Regions from separate parts of the Homo sapiens genome. Here regions 1, 2 and 3 are each linked to region 4. The links are chromatin loops, found by intact Hi-C in ENCODE. Cell type or tissue: PC-9. All regions are shown on one strand. Region 1 has its middle 24 kb from the start of AP1S3. Region 2 has its middle 210 kb from the start of KCNE4. Region 3 overlaps ACSL3 (acyl-CoA synthetase long chain family member 3). Region 4 has its middle 53 kb from the start of ACSL3-AS1.

Region 1 (5,000 bases), 890 kb before region 4:
CATAGTGCTGGATTTATTTACACCGATTGCCTAAGTCTCAAAACCAAGTCACAGCAGGATCCAGGGAAGCAGTTACATCTCAGAGAATAAAACACCATTACAGAATTTATTCCCGTGTTTACACTAGTGTCTAGAAGCCAAATACTGAAAAGAACATAAAAGGAAGTGTGTGTGCTTTGAGTAAGTCTTGAAGCTACTTAACTTTTTTTTTTTTTTCCCCCATCAGGGCCCTTATTAGAGTTAATTTAATGAACAACAAAAAAACATGATTCGGCCGGGCGCAGTGGCTCATGCCTGTAATCCCAGCACTTTGGGAGGCTGAGGTGGGCAGATCATGAGGTCAGGAGATCGAGACCATCCTGGCTAATATGGTGAAACTCTGTCTCTACAAAACATAAAAAAATTAGCCAGGCGTGGTGGCACGCACCTCTAGTCCCAGTTACTTGGGAAGCTGAGGCAGGAGAATCTCTTAAACCCGGGAGGTGGAGGTTGCAGTGAGCCCGGCCTCCGTAAATTTCTTAAGGAAGAATGCCTGGGAGATGATTATGTTTTTAGTCTGTGATATGGTTAAGCTTTTTGTCCCCACCCAAATCTCATCTGAATTGTAATCCCTGTAATTCCCACATGTCTCGGAAGAGACCAGGTGGAGGTAATTGGATCATGAGCGTGGTTTCCCCATGCTGTTTTTGTGATAGTGAGTGAGTTCTCACGAGATCGGATGGCTTTATAAGGGGCTCTTCCTCCTCCGCTTGGCATTTCTCCTTCCTGCCACCTTGTGGAAATATCCAGCTACAAGTAGTTCTTTATAACAGTATGAAAATGGACTAATACTGGCCAGGCGCTGTGGCTCACGCCTGTAATCCCAGCACTTTGGAAGGCCAAGGCAGGTGGATCACCTGAGGTCAGGAGTTCCAGACCAGCCTGACCAACATGGAGAAACCCCTGTCTCTACTAAAAATACTAAATTAGCCAGGCATGGTGACGTGTGCCTGTAATCCCAGCTACTTGGGAGGCTGAGGCAGGAGAATCTCTTGAACCTGGGAGGCAGAGGTTGCAGTGAGCCAAGATTGTGCCATTGCACTCCAGCCTGGGCAACAAGAGTGAAACTCCGTCTCAAAAAAAGAAAAAGAAAAGAAAGAGAAAGACAATGGACTAATACAGTCTGTGTGTGTCAGAAATATTTTCCATTGCATATTAAAAAATAAATGACTAGCCAGGTATGGTGGCACATGCCTGTGATCCCAGCTACATGGGAGGCCGAGGCACAAGAATCGCTTGAATCCGGGAGGCAGAGGCTGCAGTGAGCCAAGATTGTGCCACTGCACTCTAGCCTGGACAACAGAGTGTGACAGAATCTCTCTCAAAAAATAAAATACAATAAATAAAATAAAATAAATAAAAAGGCCAGGTACGGTGGCTTATGCCTGTAATCCTAGCACTTTGGGAGGCTGAGGCAGGCGAATCACATGAGGTCGGGAGTTTGAGACCAGCCTGACCAACATGGTGAAACCCTGTCTCTACTAAAAATACAATAATTAGCCAGGCATAGTAGCAGTCACCTGTAATCTCAGCTACTTGGGAGGCTGAGGCAGGAGAATCTCCTGAACTTGGGAGGTGGAGGTTGCAGTGAGCCAAGATCGTGCCATTGCACTCCAGCTGGGTGACAAGAGCGAAACTCTGTCTCAAAAATATATATATATATATTTGCTGTCAGCCTATGATTTTAGGTTGTGTTCCTTTGAGGCCAAGCCTGTCTGGATACAAAGTTGGTCACCTTTCTTTACAAGCAGGCTGCTCTCTCCTTTTCCAAATGGCCTAGTGTTACTGCTTTTATTGTGTGAGCACCTGAGTCCAGAGAGGGCAGAGAAGGTAAAGGTGATAGAGGGGGAGAAGAATTCCCAATATACATTGTTTTTCTTTTCCAATCAAAGTACTAAATTCTTTACCTGGATTATTTTATTTAATCCTTTTAAGAACTCCTTGAAATAGGAATTTATTTTTATTCCCATTTTATAGGTGAAAAAATGGTCCTCAAATTCTACTTTTTCCCTTTCCCAAACACATCCTTTTATTGCCTGCCCAGCAATTCTGAGCTCCCAGAGGTGGCCAAAAGGAGGGGCTAAGGAACATGTTCATGACAGCCTAGGGTAGAAAGAGCTTGGACTTTGGCCTCAGACTTATCTTGGTTTGAATTCCAGTGTTGCTACTCACTAGTCATGTTAACACTTGCAAGTTATGCAAACATTGTGGACATTCACTGGTTTTATTTTCTGTAAAATCAAAACCAGTGTGCAATAATATAATGTATGTAAAGATTAAGACATGTAAAGTAGCTAGTCTAGTATCCACGGTGGATAATAAATATGGGTTTCTTTCTGCTTCCTTCTTTCAACTGGAGATAATGGGGATGAACTGGAGCTTGAAGCTGCCCTGTGGAAGGAGATGGAGGAGAAGGAGCCTTTGTGGGAAGTGACCGGGAAGGCAAAGCTCACCCCGCAGTGGCAAGTTGCCATATGTAGACTGGTTGTTGCATCCTGAGTTCCTGGTTTGTGGCCTAAAAAGAATGTAGGGTGAGGCTGGGCACAGTGGCTCACACCAGTACTCCCAACATTTTGGGAGGCTGAGGTGGTAGGATTGCTTGAGTCCAGGAGTTTGAGACCAGCGTGTGCAACATAACGAGATGTCATCTCTACAAAAAATACAAAAATTAGCCTGGTGTAATGGTGCATGCCTATAGTTCCACCTTCTCAGGAGGCTGAGGCAGGAGGATCACTTGAGCCTGGGAGACTGAGGCTGCAGTGAGCAAGATCAAGCCACTGCACTCCAGCCTGGGCAATGAAGTGAGACCCTGTCTCAAAAAAGAAAAGAAAAGAATGTAAGGTGTTTTTACAAAAGGCTAGTACTGGGTGGTGCCAGTCAGTTATCTGACCCAGCCCTTAGAATACTTGTTACCCCCTAGTTTCCTGGAAGAAGGAACTATAAAGACTGAATGAGCAGGGTTGGAGGTGTGGATGAGGCCCCACTCTCCAAGGGTGGCCAGGATGGCTCAGCATGGGGGACACCCTCCAATGGAGCTGCGGGCCTGAGAATCAAGGTCCAGAAAGGAAGAGTATCTGGAACCCAGGAACATTCCTCAGGGGGATCTTTTTTTTTTTCTTTTTTTGAGATGGAGTCTCACTCTGTCGCCCAGGCTGGAGTGCAGTGGTGTGATCTTGGCTCGCTTCAACCTCCGCCTCCCAGGTTCAAGCGATTTTCCTGCCTCAGCCTCCCGAGTAGCTGGGACTACAGGTATTTTGTATTTTTAGTAGAGGCGGGGCGGAGTGAGACTCTGTCTCAAAAAAAAAAAAAAAAAATAGAAATGTTTGGAAAGGCATCAACAAAATATACTTACAGAATGAATTAATGAAGTTTCTAAGAACTTCATTCATAACCCTGGTTCATAAAGAACATTTTCCCACATAATGCCTTCTATTTTCTCTAGGTCAGAGGGTGGGGAAAGGCTCTTACTGGTAGCTATTACTCAAAATGAACACAGGAGGTCTCCACTGCCATGCCTTGGCCTAAAATGGCCTTGGTTTTCCTTGGAAGTCATCTGCATCTGCCTCTCGTAAGACTATTAACTTAGTACTTAAGGTCCAGAACAAAAATAGAAAATGTTTATGTGGGCCGGGCGTGGTGGCTCACACCTGTAATCCCAGCACTTTGGGAGGCTGAGGCGGGCGAGTCACATGAGGTTGGGAGTTTGAGACCAGCCTGACCAACATGGTGAAACCCCGTCTCTACTAAATATACAAAATTAGCCGGACGTGGTGGTGCTTGCCTGTAATCCCAGCTATTTGGGAGGCTGAGGCAGGAGATTGCTTGAACCCGGGAAGGGGAGGTTGCGGTGAGCCGAGATCGCGCCATTGTACTCCAGCCTGAGCAACAAGAGTGAAACTCCGTCTCAGGAAAAAAAGAAAACATTTATGTGGTGCTCTGGGAGATTCATTTTGACCAGATATCCAACTCTGAGCATTCAGACTCTCATTTTGCCTGAAAGTGTAGATTTTATGCCAGAGAACCATCTAGTCAAATGTTCAATGAAGACTAAATGGGAGAAATGGAAAATGTAAGACATTCCCAGCCACCTCCCAAGGAAAATGATTTCCTGTGTTGCACAGGGAGGCTCGGGTAAGCAAGCACCCCACTGCCATGGCCTGGGAGGGGGGACATCATTTGAGAAAGGATTCAAAGAGAAAAGAATGAGACTGGGCGTGGTGGCTTATGCCTGTAATCCCCGCACTTGGAGAGGCTGAGGCAGGAAGATCACTTGAGCCCAGGAATTTGAGACCAGCCTGGACAACATGGTGAGGCTCTGTCTTTACAAAAAATAGAAAACTTAGCTGGGCATGGTGGTGTACGCCTGTGGTTTCAGCTACTTGGGGGGCTGAGTTAGGAGGACCCTTTCAGTGCAGGAAGTTGAGGCTGCGGTGAGCTATATAATTGCACCACTGCACTCCAGTCTAGGTGACAGAGTGAGAACCTGTCTCAAAAGAGGGAGAGAGAGAGAGGAAGGAACAGGGTCCTGTTCACGAGTTCTTTATTGATGAGGACTAATGAGGTTTGGGTGCCATTCTGCACAATAAGCTAAAAGAAAGAGGTTGTTTTCTAATAAAATTCCATCTCTGTATCAGCCCAGCAGGCCTGCCTCCCCTGGATCTCCTCTCACCTGCTCCTGCCTCCATTCAGTCTCAGGCACTCTCTGTCTCTCCCACACCCTTCACCTGGCTGGTCTCCTTTCAGGCTTCAGGTTAAAGGTTTCTTCCTCAGAGAGTCTCTCCCAGAATTCCCCCATCTCAGTAGATTTCCCCATTATTCTCTATCACTGGCCCCTGGTTTTATCCATCAGAGAACTTTTATTATTTTTATTTTATTTTATTTCATTTTATTTTTTGAGACGGAGTCTTGCTCTTGTCGCCCAGCCTAGAGTGCAATGGTGCGATCTCGGCTCACTGCAACCT
Region 2 (5,000 bases), 290 kb before region 4:
GTGCTGGGATTACAGGTGTGAGCCACTGTGCCCAGCCAGTTTTCTGCTTTTAAGAACTCTTATGATTAGGTTGAATGCACCTGAATAAACCAAGATAATCTTCCTCTTTCAAGATCCTTAACCTTAATCATATCTACAAACTCCTTTTTGCCATAAAAGGTAACATATTTACAGGTTCCCATAATTAGGATATAGAAACTATTAGTGGGCCATTATTCTGCCTTCCACAGACATACCTGAAAGAGTGAGGCCAGAGGCTATCTTTTATATCAAATAGTGTTGAATCCTTAAGTTTTAAAAATTATATATATAATGGGTGCAGCACACCAACATGGCACATGTATACATATGTAACAAACCTGCACATTGTGCACATGTACCCTAGAACTTAAAGTATAATAATAAAAAACAAAAGAAATTATTAATATTTCAATGTGGATAAAAGAAAATATGCATAAAGTTTTTCTTACCCCCATTTGTTTAACTCCAGCATTCATAGTTTGTGATTTAATATTTAGGATTAAAAAAATGGAATGAGTTTGTTTTATTCAAATCCATTTCAATACATCCAAGCAACTATTTTACTCAAGCATCTCATTTCCCCATGAACCCATCTGTTATGGATTGAATTGTGTCACCCTCACCAAAATTATTACGTTGAAGCCCTAATCCCCAGAACCTCTGAATGTGACCTTACATGAAATACAGTCATTGCTGATGTAATCAGTTAAACTGAAATGAGGTTATCATACTGGAGTAGGAAGATGATCCAGTCTGACTGGATATGACATGTGGACATGAAGGCAGAGATCAGGGTGACACTTGTACAAGCAGAGAAATGCCAAAAACTGCCAGCAAACCACCAGAAGTCAGGAGGAGGCATGAAACATATTCTCCTTCACAGCCCTCAGAAGGAACCAACCCTACTGATACCTTGATTTCAGACTTGTGGCATCCAGAACTGAGAGGCAATACATTTCCGGTGTTTAAGCCACCCAGTTGGTAGAATGCTGCCATGGCAACCCTAAGCAACTCATATACCATTCAGCTCAGGGAAACTACTCAGGAGGCCTGAACCCAGCCAGTTGTGTTGGGTTGTGCTAAGATTGATAAACTCAATCCCCATAAAAGAATGTGATCAAATGGGTCCAATGTATGCTATCTTTTGTGTGTATGGGTATGCATGTGTGTCTGTGTGTGTACACAAACAAATATTTTCAATATTTCAAATATTGAATTTTAAAATATTGGACCTTATACTTGACTGGGAACTAAACAGTAGGTGTAACAGACCCAGGGACTTGCTAAAGTCAATAAACACAAAATTTAGAACTCTCTTTCTGTTGGTCCTACAACTTCAATAATCAAATAAAACTCAACCTGTAAGTTTATATGGACTGTGGATTGGCCTTTTACACTATCTGAAATGTAATCAAGTTAGTGTTTCATATATAAGATCTTTTACTAGCATGGGCCTTTATCTTAACATTTTTATTTTCTACACATATGTTTATTAGGGCATGTATCTAATTCATATCTGTATGTCCAAGGATCATTCGTGAGAGTATCAGTTAATATTTCTATCAAAGACAATGTGATGTTAAACTTTTTTCTCCTTACCAATGGCATGAGACAAGAATTAATCCCACTTTCTTGTCAAGAAAATCAATTTGTCATTCAAGAAAATTAGAGATAATATGTTTCACAGACATTTTGTTAAAAAGTTATATGTAATTGTTTCATAAGGTCTTATATGGAAAAATGGAAATGGACAGAAGGTTAATAAGCTGAGGACATAGCTAAGCCATGCTGAAATTCCTGACGCACAGAAACCATGAAATAATAAATTTTTAAAAAACCCACTGTCTGTGGTGACCTGTTACACAGCAATAAATAATTAATATAGGCAGTAACCCTTTGAGCAGAGTGTCTGTGTGGTTTTTTTCTCACCTTTTATCTGTAGTGTGTAGCACAGCACCTGAGACACATAAATACTGATGGACAAAGATGGCAGTGTGGGGCATATTATATGCTGGGATCAGGGAAACTTACAATTGAGCTAAGGAGGTCTCATTAAAATGTGTAAGCAATCTGGAAAAAATTCAATGTGGTTTGTGGCCTTAGGTGTTTGGAGATGAAGCATGAGCCTCACCTGGAAGGTGTGGGGAAAAATGCAGGTAGATGAAAGGGAGATGGGGACCTTTGGGAGCTGTGGGGTGAGCAGCAATAAAGACGCCATGCCCAAGACAAATAAGGAGCCTGGCGATGGACATGGTTGGGTTGAGACTTAGTGAGAAACAGACACCTTGAAGAATGCAAAGGTGGTGGCTGTGAGGGCCTGGTGGAGGTGGACATGTCCATCATTTGAGGACAAGAGACCCAGGTGGTCAAGACTGCGGGCGGGGCCCATGGACATCTACCTGCAGCCCTGGTGGACAAGGTAGTAAAACAGGCTTCTTCAGAGACCAGGGCAGACAGCACAGAGGGATGCCTTCCTGAGTCATCCTTTTAGAATGTGAATTAGTGCATGTCACGCTCCCCTTTCTGAACCCTGCACTGGCTCTGCGTTTCATTAGAGTAAATACCAGGAATAAATCACCTGTGAGAACATGTCGTGTCTGCCGCTTTGCTCCTTTCTTTGACTTCATCACTCACCACCTTCTCTTTCACTTCCTCTGTTCCCGGCAGGCACGTCTCCTTTTTGTTCTCAAAAATACCAGACACAGGACATCTTAGGGCCTCCACAGCATCAGAACCACTCTTGCCCCAGGAAACCACATGCCTGTCTGTCCAACTGCTATAAACTATTTGCTCTATTCTTTCTTCTCAGAGAGACTTATCTGAAGCGCCCTATTTAATATTTCAAACTGTCTAATGTTACTAATTCTCTATCACTCTTACCCTTTCTATTTGCTGAAGTTGTTGAGTATATCTATTATCTAGACATTTCACTAGAAAGTAAGCTGCTTGGCTGAGCGCGGTGGCTCATGTCTGTAATCCCAGCATTTTGTGAGGCCGAGGAGGGTGAGGAGTTCGAGACCAGCCTGGCCAACATCGTGAAGCCCTGTCTCTACTAAAAATACAAAAATTAGCCAGGCGTGGTGTCACATGCCTATAATCCCAGCTACCTGGGAGGCTTAGGCAGGAGAATTGCTGGAACCCGGGAGACGGAGGTTACAGTGAAGTAAGATCATGCCACTGCACTCCAGCCTGGACAACAGAGCAAGACACTGTCTCAAAAAAAAAAAGTAAATAAATACATGAAAATACGCTGCTTTTGCTTAGGCAAGATTTTTTGGGTTTTGTCTTTGTTTTTTGCTTTATTCTCAAATATATTCAAGATACCTAAAACTAAGCCAACATAGAGTAGGTGCTCAGTAAACATTTTGAATTGAATTGAATCGAATCAAATTGAATTGAATTGAATTGAATTGAATTGAATTGAATTGAATTGAATTGAATTGAATTGAATTGAATTGAATCACTAAAGGGAGAGTTCAAGAAAGGGCACAGCATACCCCAGTGTTTAAGAGAATGGAACCATGGAGAAGGCTCTAGGCCACTCGAATGCAAAGTTAATTTGTCCTCACTGACCCCTGCAGGACGTGGTTCCTGGTGAAAAGAGGTAGGAGGTTGTAACACTAGATTGTGGGAGAGAGAATTTGAAAATTGCTAAGCTGTATCCAGAGCAGGCAGGTCTCATAGTGAAAATAATAGTTCTCACTATTAATAATAGTGCTGAGGCTGTCCCATCTGCTACTAAGAATGCTGGACAGGCAGGAAGGGAGATCTCAGCAGGTAGATGAATGGTTTTTCCTGGGCACTTCTTTCAGCAGCAATCTAGGCTCCTGAAATCCCCACAGTCCACCCAGAAGAGGGCCCCCAAACCATAGTATTAGGATTATTCCATTCTTTTCATTTTTACCTCCTCACCTCTCTTTAAGACCCCTCGTCATGAGGTTAGAATAGCAAATGAAAGAATAGGCATAACTGAGCTCTGTGTAGGCATCATGAGGTCTGGAAAGAGGAGAATACCCTTATTATTCCACCTTTTATTCCTGACTAACATTCCAGTCTGACTTGAAGATATATTTATATCAAATGCTTGGTGCTTTTTAAATATTTCACTTTTTGTCTCATACATAGTTCCCCTTCTCTCACAAGGCTGCAATGAAGGTGTCAGTCAGCATGAGGTCTCATCTGAAAACTTGCCTGGGGAAGGACCTGCTTCCAAGTTCATCGAAGCAGTTGTTGGAAAGATTCAGTTCCTTGTAGGTTTTTGGACTGTGGGCCTTCGTTCTTTGCAGGCAGTCAGCAGGAGGCTCTCTTCAGTTCCTTTTTGGATAAGCCTATCCATAGGGTAGCTGACAATATAACAACTTGTACATCAAAGCCAGCATGGCAGAGAGTTTGCTAACAAGACAGAAGTTACAATCATACATAACATAATCATAACAATGACAGATCATCATCTTTGCCATATTGTATTGCTTAGAAGCATCTCATAGAAGCAGCCCCTCAAGGAAACAGAACTACACAAGAGCATGAATACCAGGAAGCAGGGGTCTTTGGGTCCATCTTAAAGTCTATCTGCCATACAGCCTAGACTGATGTAGAGACTGACACTACTGACAAGGCATTGAAAAAAAGTGAAACTGCAATGTAACAAAACCCAAGAAGAAAAGTCCATGGTGCTATGATATTTTCTCATAGGGGGATGTGAACTGAATAAATTAGGAGAGAAGTTTCTTTCTGAGAAAGAAACAATCGAACAAGGAACTGAAGTTGAAGTAGGAGTTAAGTAGTTATTTTTTAAATTGTACTTTCCCTTCCTTCCTTTCCTCTCTGCCTCTGAGTCACTCATTTAAATCATAGAGTTATTCAGGGAACAAAAGATACGGGGAACATTGTATTTTACATCAGATGAGCTCATCTGAGGAATGTGCAGGGCATGTATTATCTCCTTAACAGTAATAAACAATACCTTCAAAAAAAAGGGA
Region 3 (5,000 bases), 56 kb after region 4:
CATGAATATATACAAAATCTACTTTTTATTTTCTAAAGGAAAAAATAAAGTATGATATTCATAAAAGTCCACAAAGATTAAGGACTTAAAAGTCATAAAAGAACTAAGTATCAATAATAGGGCTCATGACACTGAAAATTCTAAAGTATCAGACAGTTAGAAAGTAACTAGAGTCCTCACCTTCAACTTTGTTTGTAAGAGTTCTTTACTAGTAATGATGTTGGTCACCTCTGTTTCATTTAATGCATGAACAATGGCTGGACCTCCTAGAGTGGCATATAATGTAACAACTAAAAGGAAAAGCAGCAGCCAGTCAAATATTCAAACATTTAACTACAAATGTAAAGTCTCTGAATGTGGAGATGAATCATAATAACGCATTAGGAGCCCTAAACTGTTAAATCCACAGTCTATAAGTGTTATGTTTTTTAAAGTTATCTTATCATACTAATCAACATTACACCTACTCATCCTCCCCTAAATGCCCCAAGATTTCCAATTTTTAAAGATGAAGATATTTAAATTTTTATTTTGTTTCACTTACAGATGTTACTCTGGGACTACCACATTGTGAAGGAATTATAACTGATTTCTAAGACTTCAAATTCTTAATTGTTGGCCACTTGGCTTTACAATGTGAAAAAGAACATATACAAATAGGATGACACACTGAATGTCAGATTTACGGTGTATGTCAAGAAAAGAGCACAAACAAGTGGCAGTACCGTTTATTCTCAAGCAAAAATATCTAAAGACAAACATTCTCTGAAATGCTGAAATTACATAACATGAATAGTGTAGATTTTTATTTACTTTCTGCCTAACTCAAAAAAGATACACAAAATGACTTTGAAAATAATTCTTTTAAAGCTCCTCAAAAGAAACAATGTAAATCCAAACCTGTGACAACAAAAATGGAATGTTTGTTTAAAAGAAAAGGTGTAGGAGGCCTAGCACGGTGGCTCACGTTTATATTCCCAGCACTCTGGGAGGCCGAGGTGGGCGGATCACAAGGTCAGGAGATCAAGACCATCCTGGCCAACAGGGTGAAACCCCATCTCTACTAAAAATACAAAAAATTAGCCGGGCATGGCGGCATGCGCCTGCAGTCCCAGCTACTCGAGAGGCTAAGGCAGGAGAATTGCTTGAACCCGGGAGGCAGAGGCTGCAGTAACCTGAGACTGTGCCACTGCACTCCAGCCTGGCGACAGAGTGAGACTCCATCTCAAAAAAAAGAAAAAGAAAAGGTGGAGGAATTTACAGCAAGAAATCTGGTGAAAGTGTATTTTCTGTTTCATCTGAAGGATGAGACTAAACATCCACAAATTACTGTCACATTTTGGCACCGAGACCTCTGAACTTATGCTTCCAGAACTATCTCACAGACTGAGCCACCACAATTACCATTCAGATAATTACAATATGAAAACTCTATTGTTTAACCTGCACCTTGAAGTTCACCAGGTTTCAGTATGGAAGTGTTTCGGAGGTCAACTGTTGTTACTGATAGAGGTGACAGAACAAAATTGACAGTAACTTCTAAAGAGGATTCCTGAGAAATGGTATTGGAACAACGGCCCCTAAGTGTAGGTCTAGTTCTCAAGACCTGAAAGTCTCCCATGAAGAGGTTCAAGCCTCACTGCAACACTGATTGGTACAATTTGTCATATAATTGATTTATTTTCCAAAATAAACCAAAAATTCCAAGTCACAACAGAGTTCTCCACTAACTGGACACTGGGTGAAAATTAACATCAGAATTTTAACCTCTTCAGAGTAAAGTATTTCAATAAATATCAGTTAAGTTCATTCTTCCAGAAGATAAGAAAGTCTACATACGCTGAAAATTATACATAAAACACGCCTGTGCAGCTATCATCCACTCGGCCCTGGTCTCACAGAAGATGGCGATGTTGGTCTTTGGTTTCTGACCCAACATCTGTAATCCATTTCCAAAATTAAAGGCTCGAACAAAGACATCTTCATAGGAAAGCCAATTATACTGTCCAAGAATAACCTGATAAAACAAAAAAAAATTTTTTTAATGTAATCAAAATAATAATTTACAGAAGAAACCAGAATATCGTCCAAATGTTATGATGAACCAGAAAGTTACGTTTGCATAGAATTATCTTTTTAATAAAAAGCCAGAAACTGAGTTTGAGTGAAAAATCTATTTTAAAAATTAGCTATTTTGTGACATCTTCTATAACAACTCAAATCTTATATTGTAACTGGGGGGTTTTTTGGCTTTATTTTTGGTTTTCAAAAATATTGAGAGTTTGATAGGCTCGTAAAGGTCAACTGCCTGGCCAAATGGTCATACACTAATAATCTACTTATAAATTTCACCTATTTAAATGATGTAGGTGTTAACTTAATATTTAGCCTAGTACCAAGTACCGCAGATGCCAAAATTTTAATTTCTCTCTATTTAGGAATTCCTAAATGTCAGTATCAGACGGTATAAAATGATTCACAGAAACTTTCTCTATCCAAGCTAACAGAAATCTTTATGATTGCTGAACTTGAATTGCCATACCAAACTCTGGATAAGCAAAAGCAAAGTAAACAAGTTTCTGTTTACATAACCAGGTGGACTAGTTATATTATTCAAAGTCCCTCTATTCAAGCCTTAAATGCTTACTGGCACCGCCAGGTTTTCAATATTTTATCTGTTTATCGTAAGTGCTGGTAATACCAAATATGCATTAGTAAAAACTCCCTTTTGAAGTTTTTTAACATATTGTCTTTAGAAATTTTCCTCAACTTAGACAAAACCATAAATCCCTAATTACATACGGACTGTATAAAAAGCTCCTCTCTCTGCAAAAATATATAGGTAATTAATTCCCAAACATGGCTGTGTCAGTAATATACATCTCAAACACCTTAAAATCATCTGACCATGTTCATTTTATAAATGTAAACATTTAAGAAATTTCTAGAAGAGGTTGGATAAAAACGGAAAAGGATAAATGCTGCCATCTAGTGTCCCATGCAATTACGCATTTAAGAAATAAATTTTTATTTTGATGGATAAAGCAACTGCATTTAAGATGGTACTTATTTACTTTACTGGTCCCAAACTCTCACCTTGCTCTTTACCCCCATGAAATGCTCAGCACAGGGAGCTCCAATGACTTCAAAAGGAGCTCTGTGAGGGTTAGAAGACAGATGACAACTTGGCCAAAATGTGCAGGAACTGGATTATAATTATTAAGAATTTTACACTCTAAAGGTTAAGAATGCACTACCTTCCAGATTCTAATATGTAAGTGACAGGATTTATAAATTTCAAAGACTATGTGTGTTCTGAAAAGGTGTTTGATATATAATCTAAATATGTAAACTCATGCAATGATGCCACCATGTGGCAAAGGAATCAAATGAGCGTAAGATTTCCACATATGTAAAAAATAAAATATAAAACGAAATCTGAATCTCATGATTTTAATTCTTTAAACCACTGAATCATCTAGTAATTATGTTTTTCATAAATATTACATTTAGAGGACACTACCCACTCTATATTGTATCTGATTTGTGCTGGAAAAGTTTCTAATCCTAACTTTGTCCCTATGGCTAGCCCAAGACAAGATTAAACTATTTATTCCTTGCCAATATCATTGAACACTGCTGCAGAACAGCCAACCTTATTAAATCTAGGACCTCAACACCCTGAAGCAATCCTATCATACATCCCTGGTCTATTCGTTTTCTCACCCTCTGAAATACCTCTGAAACCTTCTCTCTATTCAAATAGCCTCCTCTGGGCAGGTGCACTGGCTCATGCCTGTAATCTCAACACTTTGGAAGGCTGAGACAGGCAACTCATTTGAGGCCAGGAATTCGAGACCAGCCTGGGCAACACAGCAAGACCCCATGTCTAAAAAAGTGTAAAAATTAGCCAGACGTGCAGTACATGCCTGTCGTCCCAGCTACCTAGGAGGCTGAGGCAAAAGGATCACCTGACCCCAGGAACTCAAGGCTGCAGAGAGCTATGATCATACCACTACACTCCAGCCTGGGCAAGAGTGAGACCCTGTCTCAAAATACACACACACACACACACACACACACACACACACACACACACACGTACACACACACCTTCCACCCTTCCTTCTCTCTACTTACAGGTGGTAATCTTGTCTCCTACTGAAAACCTCTTTAAGCACTAGGACTTGTTTTACTTTCACTATTTAGAAATATTTCAAAATTACACACATTCCTGTCTTCTTCAGTAAAGTACACCTGGCTTCATTTAACCATTCTCTCTGCAACTGAAGATCACTATGAAAAAATTATTCTGAGGGGAGCCACAGAGTAAAAATATTCAAGAGATCTGGATAGTTGTAATAATCATGATAATGATAATGAGGGTAACTAACCTTTATTAGTGCTTACTACATGCTAAGGACACGGCAAGTGTTAACTTATTAAACTCTTACCATACCTGTAAAAAACTGTTACTATTATTATCCCTATTTTACACATGAGAATATGGAGATGTAGAGTAAATATAACTTGTTCAAAATCATGTAACTAATAAGTAATGGGACTAGAATATGAACCCAGGCAAACTCATTCCAGAGATTAAGCATAAAATCACAATGCTTCAACTGCACTGTAGAAAGAAGTCCGGGTCTTATTAAGCAGGTGAGTAAGGTGGCCTGATTAACAATTGTGAAAAATCATTTTTATGCTGTGTGTGAGTGAATTACAGTTGGGGGCAAGTGTGGAAGCAAGGAGGCCTGCTAAAAAAAAGGCGGGGGGAGGCTGTAAGGGATGTAAATCAGACACCCCTGATTTTTTGGCTTCAACAATTTGGTATGCAGCAGTGCCTTTAATAAATAGGATGAAAGGAGAGGGACAGTTTGGAAGGGGAAACTAAGAGAAGAGTAATATAATAACCAACCCACAAATCCCAGCCAAGAGACTGACCATAATTTGTTACATATAGCATGATGCAAATGTCCTAATAAATCAGAAAATAA
Region 4 (5,000 bases):
GTTCATTAATTAATGCATTTCCTTATAACTTGCCATTAGGAAGTTTGCCCAGCAAGTTTCAAGAAGATAACATAACGCTGATAGCCAGTCCCTCCTATTTACCCAGGAGTTTCCCTTCTCCTCTGCTGCAAAAGTCTTTCCTTTCTTCCAAAGTCCTGACACTTTCCACTTAAACTGGCCTTGAGTCATATCTAAACCTCCCCCCTCTCAAAGTGAAACCCAATTTACCCCTTCTCACCCTAAATACTTTTTCTGTTGAGATTCTTATATATGCAACATGAGTGCGTCCCCTGGACATATTGGCTAAATGTCCAGAAAAAGAATTGCTCCAATAAGTGCTCAGTAAAACTCCTAATGAGCATGGAGTAGATGCTTAAAATAAATTTTTAAAAAACCAAAGTTGTATTTCAGTTCTGTGTGTGTGTGCGCGTGTGCGTGTGTGTACATGACTGTGCGTGTGTTGAAAGGAAGGGAGAGATTTTTAATCAAATTTAAACAAAGCAATAATTTATATTCCAATGATGGAAAAAAACAATTTGGTCTCGTATATGGAATCTGAGGGAAAGACAAGCTTCTCATTTATAATTTGGAAAGATGCCAGGGGTAGGAGGTGGGAGAGCTGAGGAGGGCAGGGGTGCAGTTTTTTTTCTTTTTTTAATAACATTTTTTAAATAGTGTGACATGTATGGTCATGCCTAAATCTCCCTAAATTATATTTTAGAAAAAAAAAATTCATTTAACCTCCTTTCCTTTGTTGGGAAGACAGATGTCATGGAAACCATGCCTGTGCCTAAAGGAAGAGATGGTAAAAATGATATCGCTATTTCCATGGCTTCAAAAAGTGATGCTGGTTCTCTGTGCAGGGACATTGTCAAGCATCAGGAACTTTTCCCAGGCTGAGCTGCCTTCCGCACTCAACCCCAGCTACTCTCTGTCAATACACTACCCAACCTTCCAAGTTCAACTCAAAACATGTCAGCCTCTCCAGTAGCTTCCTCTGCCCTGGGTTAAGAGAGAGCTTCCTGTGCTAGAATTTAGTTCTCCACTTCTTGAGTTAGAACAGTGCTCTCAATCAGAAAAGATTTTGTCCTTTGGGGATCTGTGGCACTCAGCGTCTGGAGACACTTTTAGTTGACACAGTAGGGAGGGAAGTGCTACTGGTATCCAGTGGGAAGAAGACAAAAATGCTGCTAAACATCCTATAATGCACAGGGCAGCCTTTGACAGCAAAGGATTATCCAGCCCCAAACATTGGCCGTGCTGACATGTAGACCTCTCCCTCCTCCTCAGCCTTTTACCTACTTGGCTTCCAGGACACCACATTCTTCGGCCATGAGTTTTCTCCGACCTCACTGGTCCACCCTCTTCAGTTACCTCTGCTGGCTCCTCCACACCTCCCCAAACTCTAAACATTGGAGCGCACTAGTGTTGGGCTTTATCTCTTGTCTACCCATTGTCACTCCAGTCTATGCCTTTAAATATCATCTTCAGACCTGCTACTCCCAGATTTATATCTGACTGGACCCTGCCCCTGAATTCTAGTTTCATAGATCTGAACATCTCCATTTGGACATCTGAAAGGCATCCCGCACTCAGCATATCCCAAACTGAGTTCCTGATCTTTCCCCCAAAAACCTGCCCTTCCAAATTATCTCAGTTAATTGCCATTCCATCTGCCCAATTGCTCAGGGAAATAACCTCAAAGTCATCCGTGACCCCTCTCTGCCTCTCAAATTTTCATTCAATCTACCATCAACTCTACTGGCTCCAAAGATATCCTAAATCTGACCACTTCTCTTCACTTCCACTGTCATTCCCTTTGGGCCTGGTCACCACCATCTCTCACCCAGACATGGCAGCTGTCTCCTAACTGGTCTTTCGGCTCCTGCCTGTAGGACCTTCTCAATGCAAGAGCCGGAGTGATCCTTACAAAATGCAAGGCAGATCATGCCACGCCTCTATTCAGAACGCTCAATGGCTTCCAGCAATTTCCAAAGTAAAGTCGAAAGTCCTTATACTGTGCTGCAAGGTCTCGTGTGATCACTCAGCTTCGAAATCTCCGGCTTTTCCCCCATTAGAATCTCTCTGACTCATATCCTGCCCTGCCCCTTCACCTGCCCCAGCAGCCACATCAGCCTCCTGGGTCCTCCATGCCTCCTCCAGGCACCTCCCGACCCCAGGACCATTGCCTTTGCTGTGCCCACTGCCTAGAATGGTCTTCCCCTAAAACTCCCGTGGCTCACACCATCAATCCTTCAGGTCTTATTGAAATGTCACTGGCTCCAAGAGGTCTCCGATGCCACGCTATTTAAAAGTGAAACCCTGCACCTCCAGTGGTCGGCTGTAATATCTTTCCCGTAGTGCTGACCACCATCTGGCACACTCGTTATTTTTCTGGTATGAGTTTTTGACAGATTCAAGCTCTCTAAAGACCGGGACTCTTCCGTATGACTGTCTCCACAGCATGCAGACGAGTGCCATCCACGGTAAATGCCCAGCGATGCACAGCTGAACCCCCCGCAGACTTCAAGATTCCCCAGGAACAGGAGGTGTCGTATCACCCACAGCAGCTTATCCAGGTCTCCTTCCACGCCTTCCTATATGACCTCCATCTCTCTTCCAGGCTAAGCCCTGCACAAGGAGCTTTTGTACACATTTGTCATTTCATTTTGTTTACTGGAACCCAATCGATTTTTAATTGAATTTACAATCAGAATCCCGAAAATGTCAAAGGTATCTTCACCGCGGTGAAAGCTTCATGCTGCTCTCCAAACCTCAATTTACCAGCAGCCTGCAGAGGCTGCAAATCACTCCAGAGGTGGTGCCTTTGGAGGACAGACTGTGAGCAGGGTTTCTGCACCATCTTGTGGACAGCTTGGGAATGACACCTACTGAAACGTCTTTTACGTCCCAGCGTGTGTGTGTGTGTGTGTGTGTGTGTGTGTGTGTACACGAGAAAGAAAAGCTTACTGATGTCTCCTCCCCACACCAAAATGAATACCTCCTCTCCTCACCAGTCCTCAATGCTAAAGGCTTCTTGGTTGTGTTTTAAGCTGGTAATTCCCTTTTTCAGTTAAAAAAAAAAAATTCCTCCTCCTGGCCCAGTAAGGAGAGAACTGAAGGCTCCTTGCGGTTTGGCTTCTCCCAGAGTGTCTTTCCCTTAGCAGCAGCATCTAGTTCACTCTCTGAATCAGGAAACTGAGCAGGTAAGATGAGTCTTCAGTATCTAAAGGGGCTGTCCTAGGAGGCATGATTTCAGCAGCACCATGTGAGGCCAGCACACCACCCCCTAGTCCGGTGGGCCCTCTGTAATATGCCTTTTATTCCACTGTCAGAACTCAGGTTTTAGATGTAAACACTCCTGGGAGAGGAGCACTAATGTCCAGTCATACCGACCCGAATGACCAACAGCCAACCTACAGGCAGGAGGTGGAGAATGAGGGCAGACAAAGGCCGCTAGTCACCTAGTGGGGAAGGCAGGTCTGGGACAAGAAAGGCCACCTGACCCTCCAAATTCCACTGCACACACCTTACAATTTCCCTCCTACTCGGCCTACCCATGCATAGTGTCAACTCACTGATTCCATCCTGTGTGTTTGGGATTGAAGAGGGGAAAATGGCCAGATCCATCTTCATTGTGAAAATTCTACACTCCAAGGGTTCGTACAGCAATTCCACTACCTCAAGACCCTCGAACTATATTAACTACAGCCACCCAAGCTTGCCTGGGGAAAGACGGTGGACAAAGAGCCATGATTTGTAACCAGCACATGGTTTGTTTGAAAGAAGCATGCACTTCTGAGGTGTGAGAAAGTTCTAGAATCATTTTAGCCAAGATCAAAGAGATTGTTTGCTTTTGTAATATGTTAAGAAAATGGAAGAAAGAGTGTGGACTCATAAGTAAATTTAAACTTTAGACCAGTATGTATGAATTAGCATCAGAAAGGGAAGGGAAGAGAGTAAAGATTGATTGAAAGCCCATTTATGGAATGCACTATCCAGCCACAAAACAAAAAATAAAGCATTATTTCCTCCCCATTCTGGATTATAATCTAGTTGTGCCTTTTTGAAAAGCCAGTCTCATCAACAGAAAGCTATCTTGATTTGAATGGCTCATTAAATAGGATAGAACAGGGGAATTCCAGCTCTAAATGGAAGGCTGTTTACAAACCTAAATTTAATAATCCTCATTAGAGGCCAGCTATGCGATCCTGAGCTAGTAGTTTAACCTCTCTGAACCTCATTTTCCTGATCTGTAAAATGGTGTGCTGATGCTGTGAAAAACAGTTGGGTGTTTCCTCAAAAAGTTAAACATAAAACTACCATACGATCCAGTAATTTCACTTCTGAATATATACTTAAGAGTGAAAGCACAAACTCCAACAGATATTAGTACACTAATGTTCATAACATCATATTCACAATAACCCAGAGGTAGAAATAACCCAAATACCAATGGACAGATTAATGAATATACAAAATGTGGGATAAACATACAATGTTTTGTTTTGTTTTGTCTTGTTTTCGAGACAGGGTCTTGCTCTGTCACCCAGGTGGGACTGCAATGGTACAATCATGGCTCACTGCAGCATCAACTTCCCGGGCTCTAGTGATCCTCCTGCCTCAGCCTCCCGAATAACTGGGACCACAGGAACACACCACTATGCCTGGCTAATTTTCAAAACTTTTTTGTAGAGATGGGATCTCTCTATGTTGCCAGGCTGATCTCAAACTCTTGGGCTCAAGTGATCCTCCTGCCTCGGCCTCCCAGAGTACTGGGAATATAGGTATGAGCCACAGCACCCAGAAAATGTATTATTTTTAGGCCTTAAAAAGGAATGAAATTCTGATGTAAGCTACAACATGAATAAACCTTCAAAGTGTGTATGCTAAACGAAATAAGCCAAACACAAAAGGACAAATATTGCATTATTCCACTGAGGTACCTAGAATAGGCAAATTAATGGAGAAGAGAAGTAGAATAGAGGCTACTAGGAGCT

The links. Peaks named below come from ENCODE experiments on the same cell type or tissue, not always from the same donor. Only the 100,000 strongest peaks of a DNase experiment are listed, where the experiment ranks them.
Region 1: it touches region 4 in a loop (10-fold over the local background); 5 of 110 quality-filtered maps call a loop at or near these places.
Region 2: a loop joins it to region 4, with 4 times the contacts of the local background. A loop is called at or near these places in 2 of 110 quality-filtered maps.
Region 3: it touches region 4 in a loop (5-fold over the local background); 2 of 110 quality-filtered maps call a loop at or near these places.

Annotation. Positions count from the first base shown.
Region 1 is chr2:223,858,763-223,863,762 of GRCh38, reverse strand. No RefSeq gene overlaps it. Among named protein-coding and RNA genes, the nearest start is that of AP1S3, 24 kb to the right of the region's middle. In PC-9, CTCF peaks have their summits at 1,878, 2,102, 3,367 and 3,568; DNase peaks (open chromatin) are centred at 2,192, 2,542 and 3,522; H3K27ac peaks cover 2,186 bases.
Region 2 is chr2:223,260,747-223,265,746 of GRCh38, reverse strand. No RefSeq gene overlaps it. Among named protein-coding and RNA genes, the nearest start is that of KCNE4, 210 kb to the right of the region's middle. In PC-9, no CTCF peak of the experiment used is centred here; a DNase peak (open chromatin) is centred at 2,516.
Region 3 is chr2:222,913,336-222,918,335 of GRCh38, reverse strand. ACSL3 (acyl-CoA synthetase long chain family member 3) reads right to left here. Exons shown (of 17, transcript NM_004457.5): 5 at 1,840-2,017; 6 at 181-290. It overlaps ACSL3-AS1 (ACSL3 antisense RNA 1), which reads left to right. Exons shown (of 3, transcript XR_923949.3): 3 at 547-1,682. Among named protein-coding and RNA genes, the nearest start is that of ACSL3-AS1, 3.8 kb to the left of the region's middle. In PC-9, CTCF peaks have their summits at 2,765 and 2,970 (motif pointing left); no DNase peak of the experiment used is centred here; H3K27ac peaks cover 2,789 bases.
Region 4 is chr2:222,969,751-222,974,750 of GRCh38, reverse strand. No RefSeq gene overlaps it. Among named protein-coding and RNA genes, the nearest start is that of ACSL3-AS1, 53 kb to the right of the region's middle. In PC-9, CTCF peaks have their summits at 2,658 and 2,857 (motif pointing left); DNase peaks (open chromatin) are centred at 1,310 and 2,870.